Linked DNA regions of Homo sapiens: region 2 is linked to region 1. The links are chromatin contacts, found by Hi-C or POLR2A ChIA-PET in ENCODE. All regions are on one chromosome and are shown on one strand. The core of a region is the stretch at or near the end of the contact, and the rest is flanking DNA. Distances in the headings are between cores, read along the strand shown. Region 1 overlaps ANO6 (anoctamin 6). Region 2 overlaps ANO6 (anoctamin 6).

Region 1 (7,627 bases), core at 1,364-3,863:
GCCAAAGGATTTAATTCAGCTATACTAACAGAATGTGGCTGCTTTAAAATATTATAGATTGGTGCAAAAGTAATTGTACTTTTTGCTATTAAAAGTAATGACAATTACTTTTACTTTTGCATCAAATAATCAGTCCTTAAAATGTATTTTTATAAATAGCATCATTTACTTTTGCACCAAATAATAATTCAGTCCTTAAAATGTATATTTATAAAATAGCATCATTTACTTCAGACAACTTTTTGTTGTTAGGTAATGCCACAATACTCCCTTTTGTTATGCCATATACATTTGTATGTTATTCGAAGGTCCCTGGATGTTGTACATAGCTTGAGTAACATGTAAGGTCACTGAAATCTTGTTTTCATTATTTTGTCATCAAAATATCCTTGCCAAACATTTTTTGCTAAAACTCTCTCTCCTGGAAGGCAGGGTGGGAAGTCCTTCTTGCTTTTAAGATCCTGGCCCATAGTACAGTGAGCCATAGACAGGTAAGAAATAACTTTTGCAGCCGGGCATGGTGGCCCACACCTGTAATCCCCACACTTTGGGAGGCCGAGGTGGGTGGATCACTTGAGGTCAGGAGTTCAAGACCAGCCAGGTCAACATAGCAAAACCCTGTCTCTACTAAAAATACAAAAATTAGCTGGGTGTGGTGGCATGCACCTGTAATTCCAGCTACTTGGGAAGCAGAGGTTGCAGTGAGCTGAGATTGCACCACTGCACTCCAGCATGGGTGACGGAGTGAGACTGTCTCAAAAAAAAAATAACTTTTGCTTTCTGAAGTTCTTTTCTGAAGCATGCATATAGGAATGGATTATTTTCAGCAATCCATGTGGACTGAGGAATAAAAAGTTACAGAACTTCAATTCAACAAATATTATCTGAAACCCCACTACTGTTACAGAAATAACAGGAAAGACAGGCCTGTTCTCCCGGAACTGACAGTCGGAGGGGAAAAAGAAGGAAGGATGCTGTTCAAATACAAAGGAAGGGGATCTTACCCAGGCTGGATGGGAGGTGAGTATGAGGAGTCAGAAAAGGCCTCCTGGAGGCAGGAACATCACCTGAAGGATGAGGAGGCATCAATAAATACAACAGGCCAATATAAGGGATGGTGTTAGGCTGCAGACAGAGCAGGAGGCGGCATCAGACCTGCCTCTGTAACAACAAGGACCTGACCTCGTACAAGCCATTTGACCATTTTTGCTCTCATTTTCCTTATCTATAACATGGGATGGCTAAGATGTCAGTTAACCTTAACTCTTGCTGTGCATCAAAATCACCTGAGCACCTTCTAAAAAGAATGGCTCCTTCCTCTGAAAGGTCGTTTCAGGTGGTGGGACCTCAGTGCTTCTTTCATGAGCTCTCCAGATGATGCTAATCTGCAGCCAGGGCTGAGAACCACTGGATGAGATGAGCTCTCAGGACCCTGACATCTCAGGTCTGTGGTTCACTACCCCTGGTGCACAATAACATCTTCTGGGAGCTTTTAGAAATCCCAGTGGAGGCTGCATTCCAATAATTAAACCAGATCTCTGGAGGTGGCCTCAGGCATCAGTAATTTCAAAGTTCCCAGAATGATGCCAAGCTACAACCAAGGTTGACAACTACTGTTCTGGGCCCTCTTAATACTTCAGTTCCCTATTATGGTCAATGAAGGATGGGAAAATTAAAAAGAAAACTACATTGAATTAACAAGAAAACTAAATGCCAAAGGCCACCGAAGGATCTTAAACGGGACTGTACCACACATGGCTGTGTGCATCAACCAGTGGGAAATGCCCAATCCAAAATGCTCTCAGGTCTAAATTTAAGATTCAATGGAATACTTCTATAAAATGGCTCCACGGTGTGTTCTCTGCAATACTTAGTTAGAAATTGATTTGCATGGTTGACTGTAATATGAACATTACATTCCCTACCCCCGAGGTTACTTAAATCCACTTATTAGGCAATGGTGAACTAAACAAACAGTAATTAGAAACACTCCAGACTACCTTTTAAATCTGTTGCTAAATTATGTTTTTCCTGCACCAAAGCCCATACACACAGCATGTCCACAAGCATCACAAAACCAAAGCCTCAGAAATATTTACACTAATAAGGGCATAAGCTACCTCTGGGCCTTCACACTGGATTCTGCAGGGAAGTAAGGGCTGCCTTAGAAGAAGACTATTCATTACTGTTATTTCTCACATCTGGGTAAATAAAGCACTGCCCCCATGTGGTTAGAAATCCCAGGTGAAAATGAACTCTCCAGGGGTCTGGAAATGAAGAATACCTCTGATAGACTGTCTCATTTCCTGAAATGAGTCAGAAATGAAAGTAATTCCTCAGAAAAGAACATCTGCACTATGGCACAGCTTATAAAATAATGCCAGATGATACCTGTGGCTAAGAAGCTGGCCCCAGAGAAGAAGGGAGGGCCTGGGAACAGCACCAGAGCCTCTGCATTGCACTTAATCTCAAGGCTGCCGCTGTTAGCTTGGAGGGTCTGCAAATCCAATGAGCGGCCAGGCGTCCTGGTCTCCACCATAAATCTTGATTAGCAGTAAGACTGCTCACATTCCATTAGAGAGCTGGCCCCTTGCCAATGGGTGGAAGCAGCCAGAAAGGATGCATGTGCTGCCCTGAGCACGGAAATAGCAATTCTTACAAGAAAAATTGTTTTCCTTAGCTAAAAATAGTCTATGCCCGTTAATGATCCAGACAGACCTTTCTTCCTGGGGAGGACTATGACCTAATGTTGCCAAGGAAAGCCCTTTCCCTTCCTATTATTGCAGGAAGAAGAGGTATTGGCATGTGGTCAGGTACTGGAGGACAGGAAAGAATGAAATGCCTTTCACAACAACTCTTGTAAAGACCAATAAACAGGAAGGTGAAAAACAAAGATGGTTTTCACCAAGATCAGAGCCCAGTTATTCTTCTTAGGTAGCTCTTCATTATTTTTTTCATCCTGGTTAAGTATGTATGTATGTATTTTATTTATTTATTTATTTAATTTTTGAGACAGGGTCTCACTCTGTCACCCAGACTGGAATGCAGCGGTGCAATTTCAGCTCACTGCAACCTCCACCTACCAGGTCCAAGCAATTCTCCTGCCTCAGGCTCTCGAGTAGCTGGGATTACAGGCATGTACCACCACACCTGGCTAATTTTTGTATTTTTGTAGAGATGGGGTTTCACCATGTTGGCCAGGCTGGTCTTGGAATCCTAACCTCAAGTGATCTGCCTGCCTTGGCTTCCCAAAGTGCTGGGATTACAGGCATGAGCCACTGTGCCCAGACCTGGGTTTGTAAAAGGAATCCAGCACTACTGTTTGTAATGGAGTAGTGGGGGAACTGGAAACAATCTACACGCCTGTTAATAGGTGATTAGGTAAATTATAGTACATACACAATGGAATACTATGTAGTTATTTAAAAGCCTAATCTGTGTGCAGATATAGAGATATCTGTACTCTCTCTGACACACTAATACATTAAAAAATGCACCTGGCCTTTTTAAACATTTGTGTAAATGATTTTAAAGAAGTTTCCTAAAATAGGAGAGGGTTGGGAGAGAGAGTTATTTTTCTTTTATACCCTTCAATACAGTTTTGACTTATCTTTTCATATACCTGTACCCTTCCCCTTTTAATAATAGGCACTAAATAAGTGGAGGGCTATTTCCGGTTTCTTCTTTATGCTAGCCTCTTCATACATAATTTACAACAAGTAAGTGCTATTTTTTTTGAGATGGGAGTCTTGCTCTGTTGCCCAGACTGGAGCACACTGGCATGTTCTCAGCTCACTGTAACCTCCACCTCCCTGGTTCAAGCGATTCTCCTGCCTCAGCCTCCCGAGTAGCTGGGATTACAGGTGCCCGCCACCATGCCTGGCTAATTTTTATATTTTTAGTAGAGACGGGGTTTCACCACACTGGCCAGGCTGGTCTCAAACTCCTGACCCTCAAGTGATCCACCCGCCTCGGCCTCCCAAAGTGCTGGGATTATAGGCGTGAGCCACCATGCCTGGCTAGTAAGTGCTATTTTAAATAGATGTTATGGAATCATAACTCCCCAAAAATCAGATGTGGAAGCCCTAACCCAAAGTACCTCAAAATGTGACTGGATTTGGAAAAGACAGGGTCTTTAAAGAGGTGATTAAGTTGAAAATGAGAGTGTGAGAGTGTGCCCTAATCCAATCAGACTGGTGTCCTTAAAAGAGGAAGAAATTTGGACACAGAAAGATACCAGAGTGCATGCCCACAGAGGAAAGACCATGTGAGGGCACAGAAAAGGTGGTCGTTAGCAAGCCTCAGGAGAAACCAAATGTATTGACACCTTGACCTTGGACTTCCTAGCCTCCAGAACTGTGAGAAAATAAGTGTCTGTTGTTTAACAACCCAGTCTAAAGTATTCTGTCATGGCAGCCCCAGCAAACTAATATAACAGATAAATAGATGGATGATTCAATTCAAATAGCACAACATGGATACAGTCACCCACAAGAGTCTTCAACAGGTGAAAAGCCCACTATGTCCACCGTGATGCTGATGGCCTCATCTGCTTTGTGAAGAAACAGGAGTTACTGACTAAATCATGTTCACCCTGTTAAGTGGCTCAAGCTGGGACCTGAATGGGTTTCCCACTTCGTCATTTTTAACAAACCCCATAACTCAAAGAACTAGAGCCATATTATACACACACACACACACACACACACACACACACACACACTTGTTTTTTGAGACAGGGTCTTGTTCTGTCACCCAGGCTGGAGGGCAGTGGCACAATCTTGGCTCACGGCAACCTCCACTTCCTGGGATCAAGCAATCCTCCTGCCTCAGCCTTTCAAGTAGCTCGAACTACAAGTGCATGCTACCACGCTCAGCTAATTTTTTAACGTTTTTGTAGAGATGAGGTCTCACTATATTACCAGGCTAAGCCTCATATATTTTATTAGTGACTTTTAAAAGCTTGGCTTATAGTCAAAAGGCTGATAACTAAGAAAAGGGAAAGTGTCACAGTAATATTAATTCAATTTTTTAAAAAAAGACTTGGCACCAATGTTTAAAACAAGTATGGAAAAACAAATGATATGCCATATTTATGTGCCAACCTAATCTTTTATACTTTAATACATACGGTCTCAGACCACAATGCAATATATTTTTAAAAGTATGGTAATCCAGGGCTAAAATTTCTTTATAAAATCTTATAGATTTTTACAAATTTATGAATATTTTTAAAAACTGGAGTTTAGAGATCAATGACATAGAACCACAGACTTTGCCTATAGAATCTTTAAGCTATAAAGGCTTAACCTATAAACCTATAGTCTTTAACTTGCAAAGATTTGTAAGTGGGTTAAGATGCAGACAACTGAAAAGATCACAACCCAAAGATAAATATGTGGTACAGGCAGTTCAGGCTACAGACATTCAGAGGAAGGTGGAATCACTTTTGCCTTGAATGGCCAGGGGAAGTTTCACCAAGGATATAGGGTCTAAGCCAATCTGGGATTAGAAATAAAAGCTAAGGAGAAGTGATTTATGTTCAGGTCTGCCTTATCCTTGAGTATATTGTTCTGAAGGCAAGAACTGTGTCCCTAAGATCCTAACAGTGCCTGGCAAATAGTAGGCATCTGCCAGCTGGGGCAGGGAAACAGGTGAACACACAGCATGCTCATGTTAGGGTAGGTCTATACTGCAGGATTTTTGTAAGGAAGTTGCAGGACATAAGATTTAAAAAGTTGGAGCCAACCTGCAGGTACACTGAGGTTTGCGCTTTATCCCTACACAGTATAGAGTCTACGAAGGTGTTTCTGAAGGAGAAAAGCACATGATGGGGCCAGCAGTGATGTGCAGAATGGACTGGAGGTGGTAGAGAAATGACAAGAATCGGGAAGGTTAACTGGATGATCAGCTGGGTAAAGTCTCAGCTTCCTAATCTGTAAAATAGGCATCATACTACCTCTGTTCATAGGGCTGCTGTGAATATTAAATGGAATAAGGATGGTAAGGTACATAACACGAGGTCTGACAGTAAGCACTCAAGACATAACTGCTATCATTATCATTTATTATTATCATTCCACACTGCAAGATATAGAAGAAAATGAGCAAGAACAAATGTGAGGTGTGGAGCCAGGGTATATAGGTCACTTCAGGGTCTCCTCAAGTCCCTTACACAGAATGGTAAGGCCATCTGTCTTTTTGGAAATGGAGTGTGCTATATTTATTCCTTAGTTCTCCATAACTTCGTATTTCAATACAGTAGATCCAACACGGGAGGAAGAGATGTCTGAAATGATCTTTAAAATCGAGACTACAAAATCAACTTTACGTTGCTTTTATATAAAAGTCACTATACAGATTAATGCCAATCAGTTTTGAAACACAAAATTAATGGACTCAGCTATAAATCCAGGAAAACCATTTTCATAATGAAAATGCCAATGCCTTAATTTAAGAATGGAATTGCCAACATAAAAGACTTACAGTCAATGAGGAATTGCTCCTTTCACTCATAAATGACAGAGCCTGATAACTCTGAATTGTTTCTGAAACTCTGATGATCAGAAATTGTTGAGAATATAAGCTACAGGATTTTTCCAACTGCACAATTACCACTTGATATTGGAGCTCACAGCCTCAGACCAAATTTGGTGTGTTGGCTTTGTACGTTCCTTTCTCTAATTCTTATTATCAGGGACCCAAGGTCTTATATTTAGTGTCATGATACAGATATGAAGTTCAACTGAAGATAATAGCACTTTGTCTAATACAAAACAATGCTAACTTTTTTTGTATATTTGATCTTAGAAGCAAGATTTACTGTACCACAAAAAATTTTTTGTATTTACATAAATATGTATGTATCCACAGTCAGGTTTCACCAACTAACCATTGGTAAAATTAATGTTTCAGATGTCTGTGCTATTCCTACTCTCAATATTAATCATCTATTTTAAAACTTTACTCTTTGGTCCATGACAGGTTGCCACACTTACTATATCAATGGTGGGTGTATTACTTCTTAAAATTAATAAAAGCCAACCCCCCAAAAAATTATCCAAAGGGACTAAATAAGACATAACTGATTACTTTTACCAGAGTCAACAGAAACTTTCCAAGAAACAAAGAGGCCAAGATGAAGAGAACAATCAACTGTCAAACCAATTAGTAGGCCAAGGACAGAGTAGGATAAGGAATGCAAACTTATCAGCATAATTTCCAGTTCACAGGCATTAGCCAAGACATACATGTATTCAACACTCGAATAACACATCTTAGAAGGAAAGAGCAGAGCACAAAATCAGGAATCAAGATGTGGGAAGAAGAAAAAATTCCTTTAAGGAGAGAATAAAGCCTGAAGACAACATGCAGCAGGTAATGGGGTGACCAGCAGCTAAATCAAGAGATATGAGCTATAACCCCTCATTACACCCACCAAGCTGGTTTCCTCGGTTTCCTTCCGAATGTTCCTTAACTTTTCTAAGTCTTAGAATCTTTAGGTTTAGTTTGAACAGGGAAGATGATATGATATCCAAAGGTCTCCTCCAGCTCTGATAACAGACTGGGAGTTTGTTTAGACGATGAACAGATACGTTTAAAGGGGAAAAAATAGGCTACTTTTATT
Region 2 (7,047 bases), core at 3,966-6,465, 89 kb before region 1:
GTATATTTTTGTATGTCTCTATTTTCTTCTATCTTATTTAAAAGACACAAAGCAACAATTATGAAACTGTTGGTAAGCTTATAATGCATTAAGTTGTAATTTGCATGATGATAATACCACAAAGGAGTAGAGAAGGAACAGATCTGTACCAAAGTAAAGTTTTTGTGTACTATTTGAAATTAAAATTGCCATTAATTCAAACTATATTATTTTAAATTAAGTTGTTAATTATAATCCCCAGGGAAGCCACTAAAAAAAGATAAAGAAACAATAATGGAATTAAAATGGCATACTAGAAATATCTATTTAACACACAAAAAAAGTAGTAATGAAGGAATAGAAAAACAAGAGACAAAAAGACACATGGAAAACAAATAGCAAAATGGCAGGTTTAACTCCTACTTCATGAGTAATTACATTAAATATAAATGAACTAAATATTAAAATCAAAAGGCAACAAGTGGAAATAAATGAAATACAGGACAGAAAAGTAACAAAAAAATCAACTAAACAAAGTTGGTTCTTTGAAAAGATAACAAAATTGGCAAACTTAGCTAGGCTGATCAAGAAAAAAAGAAGACTCAAAGGGTTAAAATCAGAAATGAAAAGGGAAACATTACTGTTACTCTTACAAAAATAAAAAGGATTATAAGGGGATACTATGCATAATTATAAGCCAACTAATTAGACAACTTAGATAAAATGGAAGAATTCCTAGAAAAATATGTACTACTTAAGGTAACTCAAGCAAAAATAGAAAACTTGAATAGACCTATTTTTAACAAATAAAGAGACTGGACTAACAGAAAAAAAATAATTCCTGCAAAGAAAAGCCCAGTCTCAGATGGTTTCACTGATGAATTCCACCTACCATTTAAAGAAGAATTAACACCAATGTTTCATAAACTCTTTTAAAAACAAAGAAGAGGGAACACTTCTCAACTCATTCTATGCGACTGGTATTATGCTGATACCAAAACCAAAGACAACATAAGAAAACTAGAGACCTAATATCTCTTGCAAATATAGATGGAAAAATCTTCAATAAAATACTAGAAAACCAAATCCTGCCATATAAAATAAGTACTACATACTATGACCAAGTGGGATCTATCCAGGAATGCAAGGATGATTCAAAGTACAAAAGTTATCAATTCTTGTAATATACCATATTAATAGAATAACGAACAAAAACTACACACAAGATAATGTCAATAGACACAGAAAGAGCATCTGGCAAAATCCAACATCATTCCATGATTAAAAACACTCATAAACTAGGAATAGAACTTTCCCAACCTGATAAAGAGTATCAATGAAAAAACCCACACCTAGTATCACACTTAATGGTGAAAGACTGAATGCTTTCCTCCTAAGATCATTATATTGGAGGTTCTAGTCAGGACAACTAGGTAAGAAAAAATAAAGTCCTCCAAATTGGAAAGGAAGAAGTAAAACTACTTCTGTTCACAGACAGTATGACATCGTATATAAAAATCCTAAGGAATCCACCCAAAATACTATTAGAGCAAATAAGCCAGTTTAGCAAGGTTGCAGCACACACACAAAAATCAATATACAAAAAAGCAATTACATTTCTATACACTACAATAGGTAATCCAAAAGTTAAATTAACGAAACAATTTATAATAGCATCAAAAGAACAATGTACTTAGAATAAATTTAAGAGAAAAAACAAGTATGAGACTTACACACTGAAACTATAAAATATTGTTGATAGAAATGAAAGACCTAAATAAATGAAAAGACATCCTGTGTTCAGGGATTAAAAGACTTAATATTGTTAAGATGGCAATACTCTCCAAACTGACCTATGGAATCAACATTATTCTTATCAAAATCCTAGAAATAGATAAGCTGATCCTAAAATTCATACGGAAATGCAAAAGACCCAGAACAGCCAAAACAATCTTGAAAAAGAAAAACGAAAATTTGAAGTTTACAAAGTTACAGTGATAAATAAAGTGTGGTACTTGCATAAAATGCAGACATGTAGATCAATGGAAAACAACTGAGTCTATAAACAAACTCTTAAATTTTTGGCCAACTGCTTTTCAACAAGGGTGCCAAGATAATTAAACAGAGAACAGTCTTTTCAAAAACGGTGCTGGTATACCCGGATATGGAAAATGATAAAGCAGGACCCTATCTCATACCATTTACAAAAATTAACTCAAAATAAATCATAAACCTACATCCATAAAACTCTTAGAAGATAAATGTTAAAAAAAACTTTATGACTTTGGATTACGAATGGTTTCTAAGACATGACACCAAAAGCACAAATAACAGAATAAAAGGTAAACTGGAGATCATCAAAATTAAAAATAATTTTGTTTCAAAGGATGCTATTAGGAAAGTGAAAACACAATCCATAGAATGGGAGAAAATATTTTCAATGTATCTGCTATGGTTTGAATGTGTCTCTTCCAATTTAGGTATTGCCAGTGTGGTAATATTAAGAGGTGGAGACTTTAACAAGTGATTAGGCCATGAGGGCTCATCCTTCATGAATGGGATTAGGTGCCCTTATAAAAGGAGTTGATGAGGGGAGTTCTCCCCACTTGCCCTTATGCCTTCTGCTATGTGAAGATGCAGCATTCCTCTCCTTCAGAGGATGCAGCCCTCACCAGACACCAAATGTCGGCAACTTGATCTTGGAATTTCCAGCCTCTGTAACTATGAAAAGTAGATTTCTATTCTTTACAAATTACCTGGTCTGTGGTACTGTGTTACAGCAGCACAAACAGACTAAGACAATATCCAATAAGAGACTTCTATCCCAAATATATAAAAAATGCTTACAACTCAACAATAAAAAGACAACACAACTAAAATAGGCAAGGGATTTGAACAAATTTTTTTCCAAAGAAGCTATACAAATGACAAACACATGAGAAGATGCTCACCATCAGTAGACATTAGAGAAAACAAAGTCAAAACTGCAATGACATACCACTTCATACCAACTAGAATGGCAATTTTTTTTAAGTGCTGATGAGGATGTGAAGATATTATTGTCCTCATACATTGCAGGTGGAATATGCAGTCACTTTGGAAAATACTATGACAGTTCCTCAAAATGTTAAACCTACAGTTACTGTATATCCCAACAATTCCATTCTTTGTTATATTCTCAAGAGATGTGAAACCATGTGTCTGCACAAAAACTTGTCCATGAATGTTCATAGCAGAATTATTCATAATAACCAAAGAGTAGAAACAACCCAAATGTCCATCAATTAATGAATAAACAATGCGGTTTATACACACATGGAGTATTATTTGGCCACAAAAATGAATGAAGTACTGATACATGCTACAACATGGATGAACCTTGAAAACAGTAGGTGAAATGAAAGAAGACAGTCACAAAAGGCTTTATAATGTATAGTTCCACTTTTATGAAATGTCCAGAACAGGCAAATCCATAGAAACAGGAAGTAGACTGTTGGTTGCCAGGGGCCAAGGGAAAGAGGGATTAGGGAGTGAGTGCTAATGGGCACTGGTTTCTTTTGAGGGCAATAAAAATGTTCTAGAATTAGATGGTGGTGATCACAACTTGGTGAATGCACTTAAAACACCTGAATTGTTTACACATTTTTAATATTTTCAATTTTATTACATACTGAGTAGATTCACAAGAATAGAAAACATTTAAAATATTTAAATACTTTTATGAAATGTCCAGAATAGGTAAATCCCTAGAAACAGAAAGCAAATAGATTAGTGGTTGCCAGGGGCTAAGGGAAAGGGGTACACCTAAATTGTGCACTTTAAAAAAGGTCATTTTATGGTATATAAATAATGTCTCTATATAACTGTTATTTTTAAAAGGGGGCATAAGGACCGGGCACAGTGGCTCACGCCTGTAATCCCAGCACTTTGGGAGGCCGAGGCGGGCGGATCACCTGAGGTCAGGAGTTCGAGACCAGCCTGGCCAAGATGGTGAAACCCCATCTCTACTAAAAATACAAAAATTAGCCGGGTGTGGTGGCGCAGCCTGTAATCCCAGCTACTCAGGAGGCTGAGGCAGGAGACTCGCTTGGACCTGGGAAGCAGAAGTTGCAGTGAACTGAGATGGCGCCACTGCACGCCAGCCTGGGCGACACAGCAAGACTGCCCCCACCACCAAAAAAAAAAAAAAGGAGGGACATAAGCTTTAAACAGGTATTTGATAGAAACTATAAAAGTAACTGAAAATATTTATAATTTAGATATTTTAAAGATATCTCATAATTAAATAATTAAAGCCAAATAGTTTTGAGCACAGGCAGTATATCCCCAAGAACTTCCCTCTATTTTCTGCAAATTAATCTGTGTGAAATGCTAGGAAATATGTGGTGTAACTATCATGGTGATTTTGTAAAATAAGTTATAACAAGAACAACCCATGAGGACCTTATAAAAATGCAACTTCTGCACTTTGAAATGTATTTTTGATTTTTTTTTTTTAAACTAGAACAATGTACAAACCAACAGAGAAGCTGAAGACAAATTTAGAGAAAAGGTAACAACATTCAGCCTTTGGCCCAAAACTCTTTTTCAGTGAGGAGGGAAGAGTACTTCAAAAGCCATCTGCAGCTTTCAAGCTAAGAAGCCATAATGGGTACAACATGCTCAGAATCCTCTGTTAAATCGAAGCGTAATTATGTCTATCCATCAGGGCTGCCATGTAAGCAACCTAACTCAGGAGCAGGCTGACATGCTTCAGGCTTGAAAAATTTGGTTATCAGCTCATTGCTGGTGCCCAGAAATTTTTATCTGGCTGGCACACCTGGATAGCAGCCAGATATCAAGAGAAAATCCTGGTTCCGTGCTGCATCCCTGCTGGAAGTTGAGACCACCAAAAGCAGAGGTCTAATAATACCATTCAGAATAGTGATGGTGAAATTTAGAGTGCTCTGGCACCCACATATGTCCCTTTAGAGAGTGCAGCTGGTGTTTGAATTTCAACCTCAGTACAAACTAATTTTTCACTACATTTTTTTAAACATTGTATGAACTATTTTTTAATGTAAAAACCAAAACAACTATTGAGTTTTTAAACAAGCACTTTTTAGTAGTAAGAAATCATTTCTAAAAGTAAAACAAAATAAAACAAAAAACAAAACCCCTCACTAATTTTCCCAGTGGAACCCTGAAGAAATCAGAGCTGCTTTTGGCTCACATCTGCAGGGCTGAGTGTACATTCCTCTAGGGGCCAAAAGTTCAAGGGCAATCCTCCCGCCTCCAGTCCTCCTTTCTTTTTCAAACAAAATATTGTCTTAAAATATTGGAGTGTTTCCTAGGGGTAATATTCATGTCAGACACTGGGTTGGATTATCTAAGAAAAAAATTTTTCCATTTCACTCAGTTATTGTGCTCAGAACAAAAGGGATATATCATCCCAAGCAATGAATGTTCTGCAGTCAGTCTTGTCTTACCAAAACAGTTTAAGACCATGAAAATAATTTTATGTCTAATAAACTTTTCAGCATGGCAACAAGGAATAAACAGAGGTTACCTCCATGTACAGTTATCTTGATTAAGATATCCATAGAGAAAGCAAGCCACTCCTACAACTGCGGCCAGGAGAAGCATCTGAGTGTAATAGCCCAGCCAAGCAAAGTAGATTCCAATCTTCTCTCCATAGTATTTCCTGAAGAAAGACAGAAATTATTTTTAGAAGATGCAAATAATTACTCCGTAGCTTCATCCTAATATTAATTTCTGATTTTAAATAAAGGAGAGGCTTTAAGCTTAAATCTGACTCAATTCACCCTTAAAACATTCATTTTCACAGCAGACCCTGAATTCTACGATGAAACAAAAAGTATATTACACATTATGGAAGAACTGATCACTATTGCTGGTTTGCCTGGTGAAAGTACATTAAAATACAGCAAGGGAGAGAAAAATGCTGATTATGGAATAAATACAGAGTATTACTATCATTCTTTGTAAAGACCAGCACTATTTTACACATTCTCCAAAAGACTGTTCTTTATATGCATGAGACAAATGAACATGAACAATCTGCTCAGTTATTTGCTTTTACTTAACTAGGGAAGTTCCTTGGAGAAAATGTAACGTAAGTCACAAATACAGTTGAGCCTTAAACAACACAGGGTTGAACTGTACGGATCCACTTAAATGTGGATTTTTTTTCAATAAAAGATAAACCTAGTGTGCCTGCCTCTCCTGCCTCCCCTTCCACTTCCTCCACCTCTTTCCCCCATCACCCCTGAGACAGCAAGAATAACCCTACTCTTTTTCCTCCTCCTCAGCCTACTCAATGTGAAGACAAGGATGAAGACCTTTATGATGATCCATTTCCATTTGGTGAATGGTAAATATACTTTCTTATGATTTCTTAATAACATTCTTTTCTTTAGCTTAACTTTATTGTAAGAATATAGTATGTAATACATATAACATTCAAAATATTTGTTAATTGATTGTTCATGTTATTGGTAAGACTTCCAGTCAACAGCAGACCATTAAAAGTTTAAAGGGAGTCAAAATATATATGCAGGTTTTCGACTGTATGTGTGTGCGGGTGTCACTGCCCTACCCCTGTGTTGTTCAAGGGGCAACTGTAATAATAAGAAAAAAAACCACTAATTTGTAGTGGAATGTCTCTCTGACCAAAATTTTTGCAAAACTCATGTGAGAATGAAAGAGGGAAGGATGCATATGATTGAGGAATCCATCACCCTGTATTCCTTATAGCTAGCTCTTCTATTTTTTCCTAAGTTTTAAAAACTGGTTAATGGTATACTCTGGGGTAAAACTGAAGAGGCCACGTAGGCAAGATTAAAGAGGGCAGGCTGACCAAGAAGCAGTGCCAAAATTGTTCCTGAAAGGAAGGTCAAGTACAGTTAGGCAGAAAGAGAGTTTAGGAATGAAGAGATGGTTCAGGTGACTGCTGCTGTTGCTGATATTCCCCAAGAATGACTCATTTCTGCCTTCATCTTGATCTGTACGATAAGGAGATTTACTTAACTCTGAGGCCTACGTGAGACTTCAGGCTCAGTATGGAGC

Evidence for each region. Hi-C counts contacts between places; a loop is a spot of excess contacts on that map. ChIA-PET counts read pairs that join two places held with the same protein, here RNA polymerase II (POLR2A). Pooled maps may share reads with other maps.
Region 2: a loop to region 1 is called in a map of ovary, with 2.0 times the contacts of the local background. The contact joins two enhancer-like sites. A Hi-C loop is called at or near these places in 4 of 168 maps with a recorded cell type or tissue (Caco-2, ascending aorta, heart right ventricle and 1 more) and 6 of 50 pooled maps. POLR2A ChIA-PET finds 5 or more read pairs at or near these places in 2 of 52 experiments (IMR-90 and activated CD8-positive, alpha-beta memory T cell).

What each region holds. Positions count from the first base shown.
Region 1 is chr12:45,263,902-45,271,528 of GRCh38, reverse strand. The region is part of intron 1 of ANO6 (anoctamin 6); the gene reads right to left. Among named protein-coding and RNA genes, the nearest start is that of ANO6, 52 kb to the right of the region's middle. Within about 2 kb of position 2,613, at least 26 of the 41 ENCODE cell types and tissues checked have a DNase peak (open chromatin) inside an H3K27ac peak, as active enhancers do; they include ascending aorta and heart right ventricle, where a contact is called at or near this core.
Region 2 is chr12:45,355,905-45,362,951 of GRCh38, reverse strand. It overlaps ANO6 (anoctamin 6), which reads right to left. Exons shown (of 20, transcript NM_001025356.3): 8 at 5,528-5,662. Among named protein-coding and RNA genes, the nearest start is that of ANO6, 140 kb to the right of the region's middle. Within about 2 kb of position 5,215, at least 6 of the 41 ENCODE cell types and tissues checked have a DNase peak (open chromatin) inside an H3K27ac peak, as active enhancers do; they include ascending aorta and heart right ventricle, where a contact is called at or near this core.